Linked DNA regions of Homo sapiens: all the other regions are linked to region 1. A link is a contact called in ENCODE Hi-C data. All regions are on one chromosome and are shown on one strand. Each heading gives the region's core, a stretch centred on a gene start or an enhancer-like site at or near the end of the contact. The rest is flanking DNA. Distances are from core to core; before and after follow the strand shown.

The links. A loop is a pair of places that touch in the nucleus more often than their neighbours do. Pooled maps may share reads with other maps.
Region 2: a loop to region 1 is called in a pooled map, with 15 times the contacts of the local background. The contact joins the promoter of OSBPL2 here to the enhancer-like site in region 1. A Hi-C loop is called at or near these places in 6 of 37 single-sample maps with no recorded cell type and 9 of 50 pooled maps.
Region 3: a loop to region 1 is called in a pooled map, with 11 times the contacts of the local background. The contact joins two enhancer-like sites. A Hi-C loop is called at or near these places in 4 of 37 single-sample maps with no recorded cell type and 6 of 50 pooled maps.
Region 4: a loop to region 1 is called in a pooled map, with 9 times the contacts of the local background. The contact joins the promoter of LSM14B here to the enhancer-like site in region 1. A Hi-C loop is called at or near these places in 4 of 37 single-sample maps with no recorded cell type and 9 of 50 pooled maps.

Annotation. Positions count from the first base shown.
Region 1 is chr20:62,620,099-62,625,264 of GRCh38, forward strand. No RefSeq gene overlaps it. Among named protein-coding and RNA genes, the nearest start is that of LINC02970, 19 kb to the left of the region's middle. RefSeq lists enhancers at 4,072-4,431, 4,692-4,741 and a silencer at 4,472-4,561. Within about 2 kb of position 3,478, at least 38 of the 41 ENCODE cell types and tissues checked have a DNase peak (open chromatin) inside an H3K27ac peak, as active enhancers do.
Region 2 is chr20:62,237,243-62,242,180 of GRCh38, forward strand. It overlaps OSBPL2 (oxysterol binding protein like 2), which reads left to right and starts at 1,279. Exons shown (of 14, transcript NM_144498.4): 1 at 1,279-1,355. RefSeq lists a silencer at 1,007-1,406 and an enhancer at 2,104-3,028.
Region 3 is chr20:62,334,777-62,338,234 of GRCh38, forward strand. LAMA5 (laminin subunit alpha 5) reads right to left here. Exons shown (of 80, transcript NM_005560.6): 13 at 3,456-3,458; 14 at 3,240-3,374; 15 at 3,028-3,162; 16 at 2,814-2,951; 17 at 1,958-2,010; 18 at 1,564-1,669; 19 at 441-493; 20 at 245-350. Among named protein-coding and RNA genes, the nearest start is that of MIR4758, 3.9 kb to the left of the region's middle. Within about 2 kb of position 1,760, at least 2 of the 41 ENCODE cell types and tissues checked have a DNase peak (open chromatin) inside an H3K27ac peak, as active enhancers do.
Region 4 is chr20:62,120,314-62,125,527 of GRCh38, forward strand. It overlaps LSM14B (LSM family member 14B), which reads left to right and starts at 2,162. Exons shown (of 9, transcript NM_144703.3): 1 at 2,162-2,480; 2 at 4,304-4,467. The coding sequence starts at 2,354. It overlaps LOC105372706 (a long non-coding RNA gene), which reads right to left and starts at 3,371. Exons shown (of 3, transcript XR_936963.2): 1 at 3,143-3,371. RefSeq lists silencers at 1,221-2,310, 2,471-3,010 and enhancers at 1,674-2,361, 2,362-3,050, 3,051-3,738.

The DNA of each region.
Region 1 (5,166 bases), core at 2,228-4,727:
GCCTCCCGAGTAGCTGGGATTGCAGGCGTGTGCCACCCCATGCCCAGCTAATTTTTGTATTTTTAGTAGAGATGGGGTTTCGCCATGTTGGCCAGGCTGGTTTCGAACTCCTGACCTCAGGTGATCCACCTGCCTTGGCCTCCCAGAGTGCTGGAATCACAGGCATGACCCACCATGCCTGGCCTAAAGAATTATTAAAGAGTGATTTTACTCTCCCTTTTTTCTACTAAGTCTTTAAAATCTAGTGTTTGTTTTACACTTATAGACCATCTCAATCAGACACTAAATTTTTATCAGAAATCCTTGATTGTATTTAGATTTAATAAAATGTAGAGTAAAAAAGTATATTGTCACCCAAATTGTTTCAAACAAACTTGAAAGTTTTTAATAATGGAAATGGGTATTGGTTTTAAATTTTTAAGACAATACAATAAAACCCTCTGTGCCAAATCCCCCACAGAGTCATGGCATTGGGGTTTCGAAGGCCTCATTGCTGGCCCCCACCTGCAGGCATCCCTTCTGGGTTGACAGCCACGAGATGAGTGTTATCAGTGTCTGTGGGAGAAGCAGGGGCTCTGAGGTTGGGCGAGCGAAGGATCAGGTGGGCACTGCACACCGAGGGCACAAGAGCCTGGGAAGCCCCACCATGAGGGGCGGACTTGACTGAGCCCAGGCGTCCAGGCCCTTGTGGGCACAGAGTCTCCTCCCCAGGAGGCTGTTAGCACTCGGGGGGCGGGGGGCTCTGCTCGCCCTAGACCCCTCTTCTGGACAGATGGCAGCACCATGCCCCTCCCAAGCCCCATACCCCTGTGCAAGCCCTGCCTGCTGCCCGGAGGACCCATGCAAAAGCCGTCACCGCCCACGTCCAGGCCTGGGGGTGGGGGGAAGAGCACTCAAGTGCAAGAGGCAGACCCTGTGCCCCCACCCCTCCGGTGCCTCCCTCACCCCTCCTGTGCCTCCCCTACCCTCCCGTGCCTCCCCCACCCCTCCCGTGCCTCCCCCTCCACTCCTCCCATGCCTCCCCCCACCCCTCCCGTGCCTCCCCCTCCACCCCTCCCGTGCCTCCCCCACCCCTCCCGTGCCTCCCCCTCCACCCCTCCCGTGCCTCCCCCTCCACCCCTCCCGTGCCTCCCCCTCCACCCCTCCCGTGCCTCCGCTGCCCTGGGGTCGCAGCCTGGCAGGTCCTGCGCACCCCGATCCCCGCCGGCCAGCCTGGCATCACCCACACGGTCCGCCTCCCCACCCCGATGCCCTCCTACTACCCCCTGGCATTTTTCTGTGTGTGTCCAGCTCCTTCCTGCCACGGGGCCCTTGCTCGGCCGCTCACCATGCCCCGCCCTCCCTCGACTGGGCAGGACCTGCTAATCCTCAGATCCCGGCTCAGAGTCATGTTCCCAGGAAGCCCCTGGCCCTGCCGAGGTCAGAGCCTGTGACAGCCAAATGCTCCCAAACACACACCATGCTGGCTTGCGACCACGCCTGTGTGGCTGTGCCTCCGTGGCTGTCTCACCCGTGGTATCTGTGGCGTCGGGAAGGACCCTGTCTGGCTGCACCGCGTCCCAGTGCTAGGATGAAGTCAAAGCCCAAGAAACCAGATGAAAGAATGAATCCACAGACAGAAAACTGTGACAAAAGCTTTGAGTGCCCTGCTCCCGAGCACGGCTGAGACGCGGAGCTCACCCCAGCCTGGAGAACTCAGGGCAGCCGTGACCCAGGGGCAGGAAGAGGAGCCGGTCTGGCTCTGGGCAGGTCTGGGCTCCTTGGCACACGTGCCCCAACCCTGGCACTCCTCGGGGATGAGGGGGGCTGTCCTGCCTGGGTGCCACTTCAGTCTATGGGGAAAGGGTGGATTGCAGGCCAACAGACACTGCATTGACAAGGAGCTCATGGGAGCAGTCCCGGCAGCCAGGCTGGCCTCTGGGGAAAGGACCTGGGGCCAGGACCCTGAGAGTGGGGAGGACAGCTGGGGCTGAGGCGGAGGGAAAGCTTTGGGAAGCAGAGACCATGGGGGCAAAAGCCAGCATCAGGGGAGACCACGCACGGGAGGAGGTCCTCCGAGCAGGAATGCCCTCCAGGCAGGTTGGATGGCAGCCCCCGTGACAACCATGTCCTAATCCCCCAAGTCTGTGACTGTCACCTTACTTGGCAAAGGAGTTCAGAACCTTAGAATGGGAGAGGAGCCTGAATTATCCGGGTGAGCCCAGTATAATCACCAGGGCCATCTAGGAAGGAGGCAGGAGGGTCGGAGGCAGAGGAGGGGAGTAGAGGTCCGAGGCAGAGGAGGGGAGTAGAGGTCCGAGGCAGAGGAGGGGCGTAGAGGTCCGAGGCAGAGGAGGGGCGTAGAGGTCCGAGGCAGAGGAGGGGCGTAGAGGTCTGAGGGCTGCAAGCAAGGGCTTGAGCCAAGGAAATGCAGGTGGGAAAGACAGGGACATGGATTTTGCCTTAAAGCCTCCGGAAGGAGCTCATTCCTGCTGGCTCCTGGTGCCCCAGTTCAGTCCTCTGCCTCCAGAACTGTAAGGTGACCTGTGAGCTGTGTCGGCCCTTCGCTGGGGCTGTTACTGCAGCCCCCGAAACTCACCCGGCCTTCGAGAAAAGGAGTGCAGGTCTCACTCTGAGGCCCCAGGAGCCTCGGGAGGTTCCCAGCAGGAAACGACGTGGTCTCCTGCATGTTTCTAACTTAGAAGCCACCGTGGGAGTCCGGCCCGGAGGCAGCCCTGGCCCACGGCTCACGCTGCTCTGGGCTCTCTATAGAGTCGTCCCCCTGCTCCTCACAGTCCTGGTGTCCCCCGCTTTACAGGTGAACAAGCCGAGGCCCAGTGCTGCCTGGGTGCTGGCCCTTGCGACGGCCCAACTGGTTGGGTTGGGGCCATGTAAGTGCCAGGCAGGCTGGTGCTGCCTCCTGGGCGGTCACCTCCCGGGGACGCCACTCGGTCACCAGGGGAGGCGGCCTCAACAGTGCCTGCCGTGTGACGCTCCCCAGCCTCGGAGGTGGCCTTGGCTCCAGGGCCTATGGCAGGCCCATCAGTCCCAACAGGCGGGAAGAGCAGCCTGACCTGGTTGAGCTGGGACCTCCGAGGCCACGGACGTACACACCGTCCTCCCTCCACAGCCTCCGAGGCCGCGGACGTTCACACCGTCCTCCACAGCCAAAGGGCTGCCCGGGTGGTTTTGGTTCCATCAGTGAAGTTTTCTGTGGTTCACTCAGAGCGGAGCTGGGCATGGCTTCCTAATTGTGTCTCCTCTGGAGCACTTCAGAGCCTTCCCAGGGCCCGTGGAGCCTGAGGTGTGTGCTGGCACGTGTGGCACAGGCCTGGGAGTCCCAGCAGCGGCAGAGAGACCCGGAGGGGGTCAGGTGCCCTCCACCCACAGAGAGGGGGTGTGCGTGAAGAGGAGGGGTGGGACGAAGGAGGAGATGTGTTTTCTGCTTTAATGATTTAATGGGTATTTAACCCTCCCTTGGTATTTGCCTGGCTTCCGGGTGCTCTGAAAAGTTTCCCTAAAGGGGCTGGGGGAGGGGAGCTGGCGCCATGAAGGCGTGAGTCAGGTGGGTGAGGCTACGCTTGCTGGAAGGAGTCTACGTGCCTTCTGAACACACAGCTAACAGCCTGCACCTGTCCCAAAGGCCATGCTTCCCTGTGACAATGACTGGTTCCTGCCCACGTCGGGAAAGCCTTGGACAGCTTTCCTGGCCTCCAGAGAACCAGGGGAGTTGGGCTTGTCAAAGTTCCTGGGAGCCAGTGCTTCCCCTGCAGGCTGAGACCAGCCCAGGAAACTTCACTCTCAAACCACCGCCCCAGGGCAGAAACTTCCCTGGCCGCCTGCCCTGGTAATTTTCCAGGGTTGAAATTTTCCTCTCCAGGGCAGGAAGGACCTTCAGCCACTGATAGCTCAACCAGAAATGTTTCTACCGGACCAGAAGTCACAACCGCCCAGAGCATGACTTCACTCAGCCTCAGGGGCGGGGCTGTGGGGAGCAGTGGTCGGGGCCCCTCCCACCTGCAGATCAGGGGTGTGTCTGGCCACGCCCCACCAGCATCTGCAAGGGACAGAACGTTCCAGGGCAGGCAGCACAACAGGCCAAGGACTCAGGATCCCCGCCAGAGGGGCAGGGGCTGCAGGAGGCCACCCGCTCCCCGCTGACCTTGGCAGGAGCACCTGGGAAGCTGTGATGATCCCGCCCGGGTCTCCTCTCGGCCCTGAGGTCGCAGGACTCCAGCCACTGTGGAGATGAGAGGGAGTGTGGCTTCCCCTGAAATGAAACCAGACCCAAACCAAGACAAAAGCCTCCCACATTGATCCTATATTCCTGCCCTTCCTTGAGAGCAAGGGGCAGGATTTGACTTCCCCCAGGGGTAGGGGGGCACGCATGGCTGCTTGGGCCCATGGAAAGTGGCTGGAAGGGCCGCGTGTCACCTCTAGTGGAGACCCCTGGGACCCAGTGTGCAGTGCACCCTGGCCCTGGCAGCGACACCTGCAGCCTCCAGGTGGTGCCCGCGGGGGCCCGTGCAGGGACGCGGGACCAGGGCCCTGGCTGCTGTGGGGCCTGATCTGTCTGTGTTGATGGACACACCTCAGAGCCAGGATGAGGCCCAGAAGGACCAGGAGCCCAGCCTGTCTCCTAAGCAGCTTCCAGGTACTTCTGTATTTGGATATTTTTAGGAGAAGCTCTTTATTATCCAAAGATGTCATCATCAAAAAAGGGAAACGACCATCCAACCACACTTCTGCCAGTTTTACCGAAAGAGCAGACTGTGCCGGAACTCGGTGCTTAAAAGGACAGAGCAAACCCCTAGTCTACTCAGAGAGGAAGGGCACGTCCGCCCCACTCGAGGGAGGAACAAGGCTGTCCACTCAGTAAGTCTTTGTAAGGAGTGCCAGGGTCCTGGGAACAACAGCAGCCTGTGCTCCCGAGAGTCACCTGAGTCGGCCTGGACGGAGCCTGCAGTGACCGGACCAGGCAGGTGAGCGTGTGCCCAGGCACGGGCTCCGGGTTCAGGCACACAGAGACCTCAGCCTTTGCTTTCCCTCCCCACAAATGACGGCAAAAAAACACGTGAATCCAAGGCCCAGGGATGAGCTCGGTTTTTCCGTTCACAGTGATGCTCTGGGATGTGGAGGAAGAACTGGCACGAGGCTGCAGCGACGCGGCCCGGGCCTCCGAATGCT
Region 2 (4,938 bases), core at 29-2,528, 390 kb before region 1:
GGCCCAACGGGGGCTGGCTTTGCTGCAGGACGCACTGCGGGGTCACGGGTCATCTGCCAGAGCTCTCAAGGCCACAGGAAGCCCAGGACTCTTGGCTTTACCTCAAATGGGCTGAAGCAGAAACAAGCATGTGGTTCACGTAACTGAAAAGTCAAGGAAAGGACCTGCTGAGGTGCAGCAGGGTCCACGTGACCCGGCCGTGGTTGCTCCGGCTTTCCTCTGGGCTGGCTTCATTCTCGTGCAGCCCTGTTCTCGGGTAGTGAGATGTGGAAGACTGGCCCCTTCCCTCTCTCACCTAACCCAGCTCTGGAGAGGTCTGTGGGCAGATGGGAGAGTCATTTGACTTCAGCCTCCCCTCCGGTCTGAACTCTGACCCTACAGCAAAAGTCCCAGGACTGAGCCTCTTTGGCTAGAACTGGGTCACAGGCTGACCCCTAAACCAACTGCTGTGACTATGTAGCCAGCCTGGTTTATGCCACTCCACTCACCTCAAACCAGACCCATGACTTCAATGAGATGTTGACAGGGGAACCCTGGTTTGCAGATGAAACTGAGTGATCACAGACTCAGAGAGGTTAATTAATTTGTCCAAATCCACACAGCTGGTAAAGAATGCAAGCTCCAGGTCTGATTCCAGAACTTCTGGGCTTAACCCTGGAGCCACTGTAGGTCAGTGGGAGTCCAAAGGGTTTTAAGTATGGTGGTGAAACGGTCGGGGATGCAGCTGGAGGGGTAAATTGGCGCTGGATTTTGGTTGGCGGTGAATGGCATGCAAAGGAGGTGGACGATATTCAGGATTTGGTAGGACAGTGGAAGCAGCTACGCCCCAGCTATCGCACGGTCCCCAGCATTTGTAGGAAAAAGCCCCCAGGGCTTTGGGTAGCCTCGCAGGCCCGCACTGCCGCCAGGACGCAGTGCACCTGAGGGCGGAGCACCCACGCCCCGGGCCACCTGACTCACTGTTTGTCAACTCTGCTCTCTGCAGCCACGCCCTTTCCTCCTTGCCTCCCTCCCCTTTTGGCTCAGGGGCGGCATAACCCCGCCTCTCTCCTGCTGTGACTGGCTGTCCTTGCCGTCACTCCGCTGCGTGGGCGGGGCTCTGAGGGGGCACAGGTAGAGGCCCTTCGCGAAGGGATTAGCATAGTCCCACCCCCCGGCGCGAGCCTCGGGCCGGGCGCTGATTGGGCAGGCAGCGGCCGACGCGGCGGCGCCGGGCGCAGCGAGTGGCGGGCGCGGGCTGTCAGTCGGCGAGGCGGCGGGCCGCACTTCCGCCTCGGTGTCAGTGGGTCGCGGGCCTACGGGGCGGGGGCGGGGCGGCAGTGAGCTCGGCCGGCAACCGAGGGACCCGCGTCCAGGTGAGTGGCCCCCGCCGCCGCCACGCGAAGGCCCGGGACCCCGGCGAGCTGCGGGGCCTGGGCCGCGGGCTGGGGCTGGAGCCGGGGCGGGGAGGGGAGGGCGGGCCGGGCAGGACCCGGGTCCGCAGGCCGCCTCCAGCCCCGGCCCCGGCCCCGGCCTCGACCCCCACTGGGAGGCGCGCCCGGCCTAGGCCGCAGCCTGGCGCCCCGGGGAAACTTTGGGAGGAAAGTTCCGGCCGGGCGTGGGGCCTGGGCCTGGGTCCCGCGGCCCCCGCACCCTTCCCCCTGCGGTCGCCCGGCAACTGCGATCCCGGGACCCCCGGCCCGGCCCCCCCGAGATCCCCAGCCCCCCTGCTGCCCCGCTGAGCAGGAAGTGGGGACGGGCGCACCTGCTCGCGGCCTCGCCCTCTCTCACCACCTCACCGGGAACAGGGAAGGATTTCGTGCGCATTTAGGGCGATCCTGTAGGTGAGGAGGGCGAGTTCCGCCGGGAAGAAGGGCAGGGAGACGCAGTCCCACTCCGACCCTGGCCTTCTTGTCCCGCAGGCCTGTGTGCACGTCGTCCCGGGGAGGGTGCCCGCGAGCCCTTGTCCGTTCCCCTGGGCTCTGTTTTTGTTTTTAATTTATAAATCTTAGCAGACTACACACGGTTGAGAACTTGCTACCTAAAACCTATCTTTGGTAATGTAATTTTAAGAGGTTCCTTCTTTCGCCAGTTATATTTTGGTACTCAGAAGAATACGTCTTTAGACTTTCCAAGTTTATAAGCCCAGACCAAGACTGTTAGGTCGTCACAGCACCTCAGCCTCCCCGCTTCATGGGAGGACCGGCGACGAGGCAGTGGGTGTCGGGGTGTTGCAGGCTCTCCTGGGGTGAGGGTCACCTCCCAGGGGCGTTTCTATCTGAACCGTCCTCTAGGACAGGCCCTGGCCTAGCCTGGCTCCGGCAGCTTTGGGATGACTGCCCGGAACACCTGGAGAAGGGGTCCCATTCGGTTTGGTTGGATAGACGTTTCTCGAATGCCTGCTGTGGGCCTGGCTGGGTGCTGTGCGGCCTTCCCACCAGCTGGATGTGTGGTGAGGACAGCGGAGAGTTGAGGAGCCCGGAACTGGTGCAGGGGCCACATGCTGGGAAGCCACGGCCGTCCCTGCTGCCCTTCCTAACTCGTGCCCATGGCCTCTTTTCTGGCTGTCAGCCTCAACTCCTTCATCCGGACATGTAGCACTTTGCTGATAAGAGAAGCAAACGAGATCATTTTCTTGTTTTATGTTTTGAGATGGAGTCTCGCTTTGTTGCCCAGGCTGGAGTGCAGTGGTGCGATCTTGACTCACTGCCACCTCCGTCTCCCGGCTTCAAGCCATTCTCCTGCCTTAGCCTCCCATCTAGCTGGGACCACAGGCGCCGGCCACCACGCCCGCCTAATTTTTTTATTTTTAGTAGAGATGGGGTTTTACCATGTTGGCCAGGCTGGTCTCGAACTCCTAACCTCAAGGGATCCGCCTGCCTCAGCCTCCCAAAGTGCTAGGATTCCAGGTGCGAGCCACCGCGCCCTGCCATGAAATCATTTTCTACCACAGTCTCTGACACCTAGTGCGCACCCCGGAATGCCAGTTACCTTCCCCTTGTTGAGGACAGGAACTTTGTCGGTGGCACTTCCTCCCTGCCCAGCCCAGTGCCTGCCACAGTGTCGTCTTTTAGAATGTGGCAATGAGTGAGTGAGTGACTGAGTCTCCCTCATAGAATTTACCCTGTTTTCTTCATGTGTCCATCTATTAATGACAGCTCTTACCCCAGCAGACGATAATATTTAATAATGATTGTTCCAGGACTGTTACGAGCATGTCGTATTCACTTTCTTTGTGTGATCTTCACAACAGTCCACTGGGCAGGTACTGACATTATCCTTAGTTCATTCATGAGGAAGCTAAGGAACAGAGAGGTTAAGTAACTTACCTAAACCACACAGCAGTAAATTATGAAATATGGATTTGAACCCAGGCTCCAGGGTTCACACTCTTAAACACTACCCTGTACTGCCTTTTAATATCAAGATTTTCATTTAACATTTTCGTTTAGAATATTCTAATCATGCTGCATTACTCTGTGTCAGAATTTCGGGATTTTGCTACATATAGAACTAATAGACTTTCTTTTTTGTGAGCCTGAGTGTTTACAAAGCCATTTCATTTTTTCTGAAATAAAGTAATTTACCGTTTGACCATTCAGGATTTTGCCAGAATACCTTCCCTGCCACCCAGCTCCTTTGTTACTGGCAGATTCAGTGGTGGTCTCTGTGTGAAGAGGGAGGACTGAGGGGCATGGGTGCTGACAGGCGTACAGTCCAGACTCTGAGGTCTCCGTTCTGAGTTCAGTTCCAGGGGACTTCACACACTGCCTTAGAGTACACACGTAGGACATTTTTCTTCCACGCCTCGAGTGCGTTGAGAGGGTCAGACTCTGCTGTGTTCCACATGTTAATGAGAGGTGCTGTTTGAATGTGAAAAAAATGCCACTTGACTTTCATCCCAGTGTCTCTCCTCTGTGCCGTCCAGGAGATGCCAGCAGATGGGTCTTGGAATTTTTTTTTTTTTGAGATGGAGTCTCGCTCTGTCGCCCAGGCTGGAGTGCAGTGGCGCGAACTCGGCTCACTGCAAACGCGAACTCAGCTCACTGCAAGCTCTGCCTCCCGGGTTCACACCATTCTCCTGCCTCAGCCTCCCAAGTAGCTGGGACTACAGGCGCCCGCCACCACACCTGGCTAATTTTGGGTCTTGGATTTGTCATTAAAGCTTGCTCGACTTTTAAAGTTTTAGTACATTCAGCCAATTACAAAAGTGACATTTTGTATAAGGGAATTGTTGACACATTTTAGGTTCTTATGCTGTCTTCAAGCAGGGAAGCTGCCATCTCCTCAAGGTGATTTCTTTAATGTCCCCATGCAAGCCATGTCTTGTCTGGCCGTGCAGGCACAGCTGGCGCCGTGCCTTCCTGAGTCACAGCATCTTTGCGAAGGTGGTGCGCCAGACCAGGGCTCTTGGGTCCTGGGTGGGTTCCCACTGGCTCCTGCCTTCAGTGTCTTTGCCTGTAAGACGGATTACTATGTGGAATCTGTGAAAATATAACATCAAGTGTCTGATACGTTGTGGGTGCCTGGGCCGCCCTTGGCTCCAACACCTGCTGAAGCTGGAGCCTCTCAGCAGTGCAGCAGTCACACCCTCAGGTGTCCCGGGATCTTTGGGTGTGGGCTGATTTTCTCCTAGTCATTGTCATACTTCCTGTTTGGGTGTTGACATTTCGTTTAGTGTTTAGCACAGATTGTCAGGTACGAGGTTTAATTCCAATATGTAGTACATTTTCAGGTTGATTTATAACCTTATCTACACTGAAAGGAAGTCAGTATTTGAACATGACTGATTATTAAAAAGGACCGAAGTCCTGAGTTAATATGGTGGGTTCTGGTTTGATAGTTTAAATGCACTTTCCACATATGCTAGTTGATTTGTAAATCTGCTGTCATTTTTGCTTTTTCAGAGTGTTCTTGCTAGTGAGTTTCAGGCATGGTGTCCCGGCCTCTCAGGCTGCT
Region 3 (3,458 bases), core at 510-3,009, 290 kb before region 1:
GAGGGCGCTGGGATCTGTTAGTGCCGTCTGCCCAGGTGTAGGACAGGGGAGAGGAAGCCACGCATCTGGGTGGGAGCTGCACCCCCTCTCCCACACCCTGGCACAGGCTGGCACCAAGGGGCAGCCATCCATCACCCGGGCTTCATGCTGCCCAGGCTGCACTTGTCCCTCCGGGCCTTGGGTTCCCCAGCATAAACCGAGGGGAGGCAGGGCTGTGGTCTGGGACGAGCGAGTGGGCACTCACTGCGGCAGCCAAAATAGTCAGCCTGATCCAGTCCAAAGAAGCCATCCTTGCAGGACGCGCAGGCCTGGCCGCACACGTGGGGCTTGCAGAAGCACTGGCCGGTGCCCTGGGGGCCAAGGGAGGAGGTGAAGTGGGGCAGGGGAGGGTCCTGACCAGTGTGCCCCCAAATCCCCCACACCTTGGTCCTCAGACTCACCGGCTGGCACTCAGCAACTCCACCCAGTGTGCCCCTGAGGTCGCAGCTGCAGCCTGGGGAGAGCAGGGCAGGACTCAGATGCTTGGTGGGGCAGGAGAGCCTGGCTCCAGCCCCCCGAGGAACCCCCACACCCTAACACCCCCTCCAGGGCACACTCACAGGCTCCAGCACCCCCAGGAGCCCCTGCACCCTGACACTCCCTCTAGGATACACTTGCAGGTACAGTTCCCCAAGGAACCCCTATACCCCAACACTCCCTCCAGAGCACACTATAGGCTCCAGCCCCCCAAGGAAATCCCATACCCCAATACTCCCTCTAGAGCACACTCAGACTCCAGCCCCCCCCCAGGAACCCCTGTACCCCAACACTCCCTCCAGGACACCCTCATGGGTACAATCCCCTGAGGAACTCCACACCCCAACATTCCCTCCAGGGCACACTCACGGGTGCAGCCCCTCCGAGGAACCCCCACACACTAACACCCCCTCCAGAGCACACTCACAGGCTCCAGCACCCCGAGGAAACCCCGTACCCCAACACTCTCTCCAGGGCACACTCATGGACTCCAGTCCCACGCAGGAACCCCCTGCACCCCAACATTCCCTCCAGGACACCCTCATGGACTCCAGTACCCCCCCAGGAACCCCTGCACCCCAACATTCCCTCCAGGACACACTCATGGGTGCAATCCCGAGGAACCCCACACCCCAACACTCCCTCCAGGACACACTCATGGGTGCCATCCCCTGAGGAACCCCACACCCCAACACTCCCTCCAGGGCACACTCACAGGTGCAGCCCCTCCGAGGAACCCCTATACCCCAATACTCCCTTTAGGGCACACTCACAGGCTCTAGCCCCCCAAGGAACCCTCATACCCCCAATACTCCCTCAGGGCACACTCGCAGCCCCCCTGAGGAACCCCGCACCCCAACATTCCCTTCAGGGCACACTCATGGGTACAATCCCCGAGGAACCCCATATCCCACCACTCCCTCCAGGGCACACTCACTGGCTCCAGCCCCTCCAGGAACCCTGCACCCCAACACTCCCTCCAGGATATACTTGTGGGCACAGTTCCCCAAGGAACCCCTGTACCCCAATACTCCAGGGCACACTCACGGGTACAGCCCTCGGGGTTGCTGGGGCTCAGTCCCCAGAACCCAGGTTTGCAGCGGTCACAGCTCGGCCCCTCCACGTGAGCCCGGCACATACAGGGAACCTGTGCCTGGGAGAGGACAAGACTGCAGGTCAGAGCGGGCGCCCTGCTCTCCCACCCACAAACCATAGAGCCATAGAGCCCTGACAAGGGGTGGTGAGGGCTGAGGGCCCTCACCTGTGACTCACAGGAGTCACCTGCAGTGGGGGCAGAGGACCAGCCTAAGGAGCAGACAGGCCCTGGGGTTGCCATGGCAACTGAGCAGCAGGCAGGAAGCCCTGGTCTCACCGGACTCGGGACTTTTAGCTTGGCCTGGGTCCTCACCCATCTCCCACACACGAGCAGACTTGGGCTCACCTCAGGAAGGGCAGGATCCACTGGGGCCAGACCGGCAGGGTGGCAAGAGCCAGCTGTGAAGAGAGGACCATGCCTCGGTCATTTCCCAGTGACCAACCCGGAAGGCCAAGGGTGTCCCAGGCCCAGCCAGAACCCACGGTCCCACAGGAGCTGAGGACCAGCACAGGTGCCTCTCATCCACATGGACGGCCTGAAAACACGCACCTCCCTGCTCCCTCCGCAGCAACGGACGTGCCATCCCACCACACAGCACCTGCTCATGGACATGCACGCAAACGTGCACCGCGTGGGGTACCCGTGTACATTCCACACGCAGTGTGTGACACACGTCTGAACAAGCACACAAACGCACGTGAAGATGCACCCACTACACGTGCACTAACACACCCACACGCCCGTGAAAGGACATGAACACGCACACCCACACTTGAGACACGCGATACGCGCACCCACTTATGCGATACGCGCACCCACTTATGCGACACGCGCCCACATGCGACACGCAACACATGCACCCACGTGACACACAAACCCACTTACGTGACACAGGCACCCACACTTAGGTGACACACACACCCACACAAGCAACACATGACACCCGTACACACACAGAACGCAACACATGCACCCATACGAGACACGACAGGCGCGGATGCACAGCACGCAGACACGGGCAGTACGCGGACACCCCTGCACGGCATGTGAACAAGGTGCGAACACAGAGCGTGGGGACGCAGTCGCAGTACACACAGCAAGATGCACGTGAACAGCCTCACAGGAAGGCAGGCAGCGTGTGAACAGCACAGACCCACACACAGGCCCGGCACCTGGTGCACACAGCCACCTGCCTGCTCACCTTCGCAGTAGGGGAAGTTGTAGGCACCGGGCACACATGTGTCACACCGCAGCCCCGTCACACGGGGCCGGCAGCTGCACTGCCCACTCCGGGGGTCACAGGCTGCGTGCAGGGAGCCTTCAGCAGAGCAGTGGCAGGCTGCAGACAAGGATAGCTGTGGGCACGCAGTGGAGACTGCACCTGCCTCCCCACCACTTCCTCCCTAGGCACTCACGGACACAGCTGGGGAAGCCGTGAAAGCCGGGGCTGCATTCCTGGCAGGCAGTGCCTGTGTAGCCGGGGCGGCAGCGGCACAAACCTCCCGCCCCACAGAGCTGGTCCAGGGCTCCCCGAGGGTCGCAGGTGCATGCTGCAGAGGGACAATGGGGTCAGGCCCTGGCGCCATGTGGGTGGCAGAACCCCTTCCTGCCCTGACCCTCTGCTCACCTTGGCAGTTGGGGAAACCATGGTAGCCAGGGCGGCACCGGTCACAATGAGGTCCAGCAAACTCAGGCTGGCATAGGCAGCGGCCGGCCTCATCGCAGCCCTCGGGCAAGGTTCCTGCAGGGCTGCAGCCACACACTGCAGAGCGGAGCGGGTGTCACGGTAGGCCAGGCCCACGGGCCTCCCCTACCCACGCCCACGTGGAGAGGCACCACTCACACT
Region 4 (5,214 bases), core at 912-3,411, 500 kb before region 1:
TGTCTCTGTTCTCTTCCTGCATATGATGTTCCAGGAGCCAAGAAGCAATTCTAGAATGTACAGGTCAATCTTGGCAGATGAAACTGAATTTTCCCTCTTCTCTTCTGCTTCCTGTGTCCCCTTCCTTAAACTCATCACTGTTCTCTTACTGGCCATTGCCGGGCTCTGGTGGGAGCAGGTTGGCTTCACCTTTGTGAAGAGACAAGAGACAGTGTGATGCGGCCCCAAGCCTGTGGAGGATGCCACCAGGCCAGACTGCAACTTCTCTGCGTGACTCCCCCGTGCTGGGCCTCTGTTTCCCCTTCTGTCAAATGGGGAGTCACAGCGTCTACCCTGCAGGGCAGGTAAGATCTTCTTATTATAGTCAGAAACACATTCTAGGTCCTTACCAAGTCCACACTTACACAAACAGGTGAATTAAATATTTCACAAAATAATACTTACTTTCACCATGCGAGATACTATTATTTTCTTTTTTTCCTTTAGAAATAGGGTCTTGCTGCCACCCCTGCGTGCAGTAGTCCAATCACAGCTCATTGCAGCCTCCAACTCCTGGGCTCAAGTGATCCTCCCGCCTCTGCCTCCACCTCCCCAGGAGCTGGAACTACAAGTATGTGCCCCCACACTCGCCCAATTTTTTTTAAAGTTTTTTTTTTTTTTGTAGAGATGGGGTCTCCATATGTCGCCCAGGCTGATCTCAAACTCCTGGCCTCCAGTGATCTTCCCGCTTCGGCCTCCCAGAGTGCTGAGATTACAGGCATGAGCCACCCACCACGCCATCTGATATCTTCTAGCTTATTCTATTTCATTTTTATTATTATTTTTCTTGAGACGGGGTCTAGCTCTGTCGCCCAGGCTGGAATGCAGTGGTGAGATCTCTGCTGACTGCAATCTTCACGTCTCAGGCTCAAGCGATTCTCCTGCCTCAGACTCCCGAGTAGCTGGGGATTACACGTGTCTGTCACCACGCCCGGCTAGTTTTTTTGTATTTTTAGAGTAGAGACAGGGTTTCACCATTTTGCCCAGGCTGGTCTTGAACTCCTCACCTCAAGTGATCCGCCCGCCTCCGCCTCCCAAAGTGTTGGGATTACAGGCGTGAGCCACCGCGCCCAGCCTATTGCATTTTTATAGTCACCACCCACTACTTTTTTTTTCCAGGACCCAATATTGGTCCGTGATCTGATGATGTTCACGGTCAAGACGGAAGCAAAAAAAGCACACACCGCGCGCCCTCGGTCACTAATCACGCGGAGTATACGCGAGGAGGGCCCGCAGCTAAGCGACGGCGGGCGGCCGAGCTTCCTCCACGGCCGGGGAGGTGGGCAAGGCCTCCGGGCCGCAGCCCCGGGTACGAGCGGAGGCTCCGAGGCCCCCGGTAGCCAGTCAGAATTTATTTTAAGGGAAATGGAAAGCTGCGGCAGGCTTTGGGAGGAGGGGCAGGATTAAAAGAGAAAGTGTGCTCAGCATGTTATATTTAGAGGCTGCCACGCCGGAAGCGCCGCCTTCCCGGGAGCTGCCGCCGCGCCCGCCCCCCGCCGGCACCTGGGCACTGGGGCGGGAGTCCCGGGGCTGCCCGGGAACACCCGGCGCCCAGGGCCTCCGCCACTCCCCGGTCCCCCATGAGGGTGAGGGCTATAGGCGCATCTGGCCCAAGATAGGGGAGTCGTCCGGACCCCACTTCTGTAGGAGGGGAAACTGAGGCCAAGGGGGCAAAGCCCCCGTGTTCGCGGCGCCCAGGGTCCGGGGCGGCGCCGGCACGCGCGCGGGCGGGGCCTGGCGCTCCTCCCCGGTCCCGCCCACTGAGCGTGCAAACCGCAGCCGCCCGCCCACGCGCACGCGCGCTCCTCCCGGGCCGCTTCCCACCCCTCCCCCCGCCCGCTCAGTCTCGTGCTCCCAGCTCCGCGAGGGGCCCGCCGGGAGCCGGCCGAGGGTGGGGCGGATCGCCGGGGAGACCCGCCCCCGGCCAGCGGCGCCTTGCTGCGCAGGAACGACGCGAGGGCCCGCCCCCCAGCTGGCGGCCCGGCCATATTTAAAGGACGGCGGGCGCGGCGAGCCAATGGGCGGCGAGCGTGAAGGGGCGGTGCGTGGCGGTGCGTGGCGGCGCGAGGCCCCGGATGTGGCTGCGGCGGCCCCTCCTCCCCCGCGCTCCTCTCAGAGCCCCAGTCGCGCGCCCCTTCTTGGTTCGCTCGGTGCCCGCGCAGGCCCCTCGGGCGGTGGCGAGGAGGCGCCCAGGCGGAGGCGGCGGCGGGCGGAGGAGCGCAGGAGCGGGCGGCCAGGCCACCGCGCGGCGGCGGAGCGGGCCGCGGCCCGGCGCTCCTTCCCCACCGCGGCCCGACGCACCCCGGCCGCCGCCATGAGCGGCTCCTCAGGCACCCCGTATCTGGGCAGCAAGATCAGCCTCATCTCCAAGGCGCAGATCCGCTACGAGGGCATTCTCTACACCATCGACACCGACAACTCCACCGTGGCGCTCGCCAAAGGTAGCGGCCGCCGCCCGCCCGAGCCCGCTGACCCCCGTCCGCCAACAGCCCCGGCCTGCGGTGCCCTCCCCGCCCCGGGGCGCCCCGGAGCCTGGCGCCCAGACCCCGCCCAGAACCCACCCAGGGCACACCCGGCCCGAGATCCCCTGCCCGCGCCTTCACCCCGGACGCCCCCGAGGCGCCCCCTTCCCGCGCGCCACCCTCCCCCAGCGTAGCCGGCCGCACAATGGTCTCCCTGGGCTCCCAGGGCGGCGGGATTGTGCGCGGGCGCCCGGCGGTGTTTGGTGAGGGGCGGGCCCGGCCCCCGCGGTGCCGCCCCCTCGGCCGCCCAGCCCACCTCTGCAGGTGCCAGCTCCGAGGAGCAGGGCGGCTCCCGTCAGCGGGCCTCCTCCCCGCCAGCCTGGGGGGATCCCTGCGGGGGAGCCTCGAGGTCGGGTGGCGGGGCCAGTGTCCCGGCGTCTCCCGAAGGCTGGGGGTGGGGTCACAACACGCGAATCCTGCAAGCCTTTCTGGAACTTATTAGACAGCTGGGGCCTTGATCCTGAACAAATACCGCGTCCTAATGCGGCCTCCTGCCAAGGCAGAAGCATCCGTTGGCAGCCAGATGCCCCGGTTTAAACGGTTCTCCTGCTCTATCCTGACCTTCCCACTGTGGGGCTTACCTTTTGGTGACAGCCGCCTGTGGGTGCTCGTAACCGGCTGTGGCCGCTGGAGGACTTACAGGAGGGGGGCTCTTTAGAGTCAGAATCTCTGAGGTTGTTGAGGCAGCGGGTGGTCCAGAGTTTCTTTGTCTTCATCACCCAGAGAAGACGGGGAGTGCACTTCCCCTGCCTCTCAGAGAAAAGTGCCCGTGGAGCCACGTCTGCCTAAGCCCGTGTGTGTGCTGGATCTGGCGCTAGGCTCCCAGGGGTTCTTGAAGTGTCTAGACGCGTCTGAAACGCTGCTTAGGTCACAGGGAACTTCATGTGTAGAAGAACGCACTCATTCCAAACAGGGAGTGTCTCCTTTTGAAGCCCGTCTCCTGCGTGGCTTCAGGAGCTTGTTGAGTATGCCAGGGCTATGCACTCACTTGCAGCCATGGAACCTCACTACACTTATTACAGGAGAGCCCAGTTAGAGAAGCTGAGGCCCAGAGTAGGCCCAGGAGTTAGCAGGAGTTGTGTCTTACCAGTTAGAGGCTGCTGTCCCACCCACCTCTGCCCCTAGAGGCTTGCTAGAAAGAGACTTGGGCGCTCCTGGAAGCCTGCTGGTTAGGGGTTAGTAGACTCAATTCCTTATAGATGCGGAAGCCGGGGTCAGAGGTCCATAATCCTGGGACCCTGTCTCCCTTTGTTTTCTGTTACAGCTGTTCCAAGGTTTGTTATGGATAGAAGGGTAAGGGCAACACTCGTCTAGATTCCTTTGTGAGAAAACTGCCTCCTCAGGCGCAATGTGCGGTGAGGCTTTGGGCATAAAGCAGCCGGCTGGCTGTTGGATCTACAGAGTCAAACGTGAACAGGGAGGCCTTACGAAGCAAGCCTTGTTTTGCTGAGAGCTCTGTACGTTGGTGCCTTCGCACATCAGACTGTCAGTCTGTGAAATTGTTCCTTGTCATCTTTGTGATCTAGAGCTGTCTGTTGTCTGGAGCTTCACCAATTGGTGCATTATCAGCACTGTCCATTGAAAATCGGGGCATTAAGTAGTTGTTGAAATGTGGACCTGGGGTGCTGTGTTGTGGCTCTGAGCAAGTGTCGCCGTCTTTTGGAAGGCTTGGGAGCAGTGGTGTCAGGGTTGATTGAACTGGCTGAGGACAACAATAACGCTTCTCTTTCTCCACTCATAAGTGAGGTCCTTTGGCACTGAAGACCGTCCCACAGATAGGCCTGCGCCCCCCAGAGAGGAGATTTATGAGTACATCATTTTCCGAGGAAGTGACATCAAGGATATCACTGTGTGTGAACCTCCGAAAGCTCAGCACACACTCCCGCAGGATCCCGCCATTGTTCAGGTAAGTGTGCCACTGTCCCTCTGTGCATGCTGTAGGAGATGCTGGTTTCCATTTGGAGCTTGGTGGCATGTTTGGTCAGAACGCTCAATGTGAGGAATAACCTTTTTTTTTTTTTCTTTGAGGCAGCGTCTCGCTGTGTCACCAGGCTGGAGGTCAGTGGCGTGATCTCAGCTCATTGCAACTTTGGCTTCCCAGGTTCAAGCAATTCTCCTGCCTCAGCCTCCCGAGTAGCTGGGACTACAGGGACGCACCACCATGCCCAGCTAATTTTTGTAATTTTAGTAGAGACGGGGTTTCACCATGTTGGCCAGGATGGTCTCAATCTCTTGACCTTGTGATGCACCCGCCTTGGCCTCCCAAAGTGCTAGGATTACAGGCGTGAGCCACCACACCCAGCCTGAGGAATAACCTTTTAATGAAAAGTGGCTTAACTTTTGTCCAGGCTGTTGCTGCTCTCACAGAAGGTGTTGATTCTTGTAGCACACACAGTAGGTGGTGTGTGCTGTGTCACGTGGCTCTTAAGGAAGGCGACCTGGGGAGTTGGGTGTGCATGTGCGCGTGTGTAGTGTAGTGTGGTATGAGTGGATGCTCCTGGACCTGTGATGTTTCGGGCATAGCGTTTGCCCTTAGTTTCTGGTTGGAGAAGTCTGAGCCCTGAGCAGCTGCTGTGAGTGGCGTGACCTACCTGCAGGGACTGCAGGGCTTGCCCTCGGGTTACGCCCAGTCGTTACATGCTGCTGTTATACA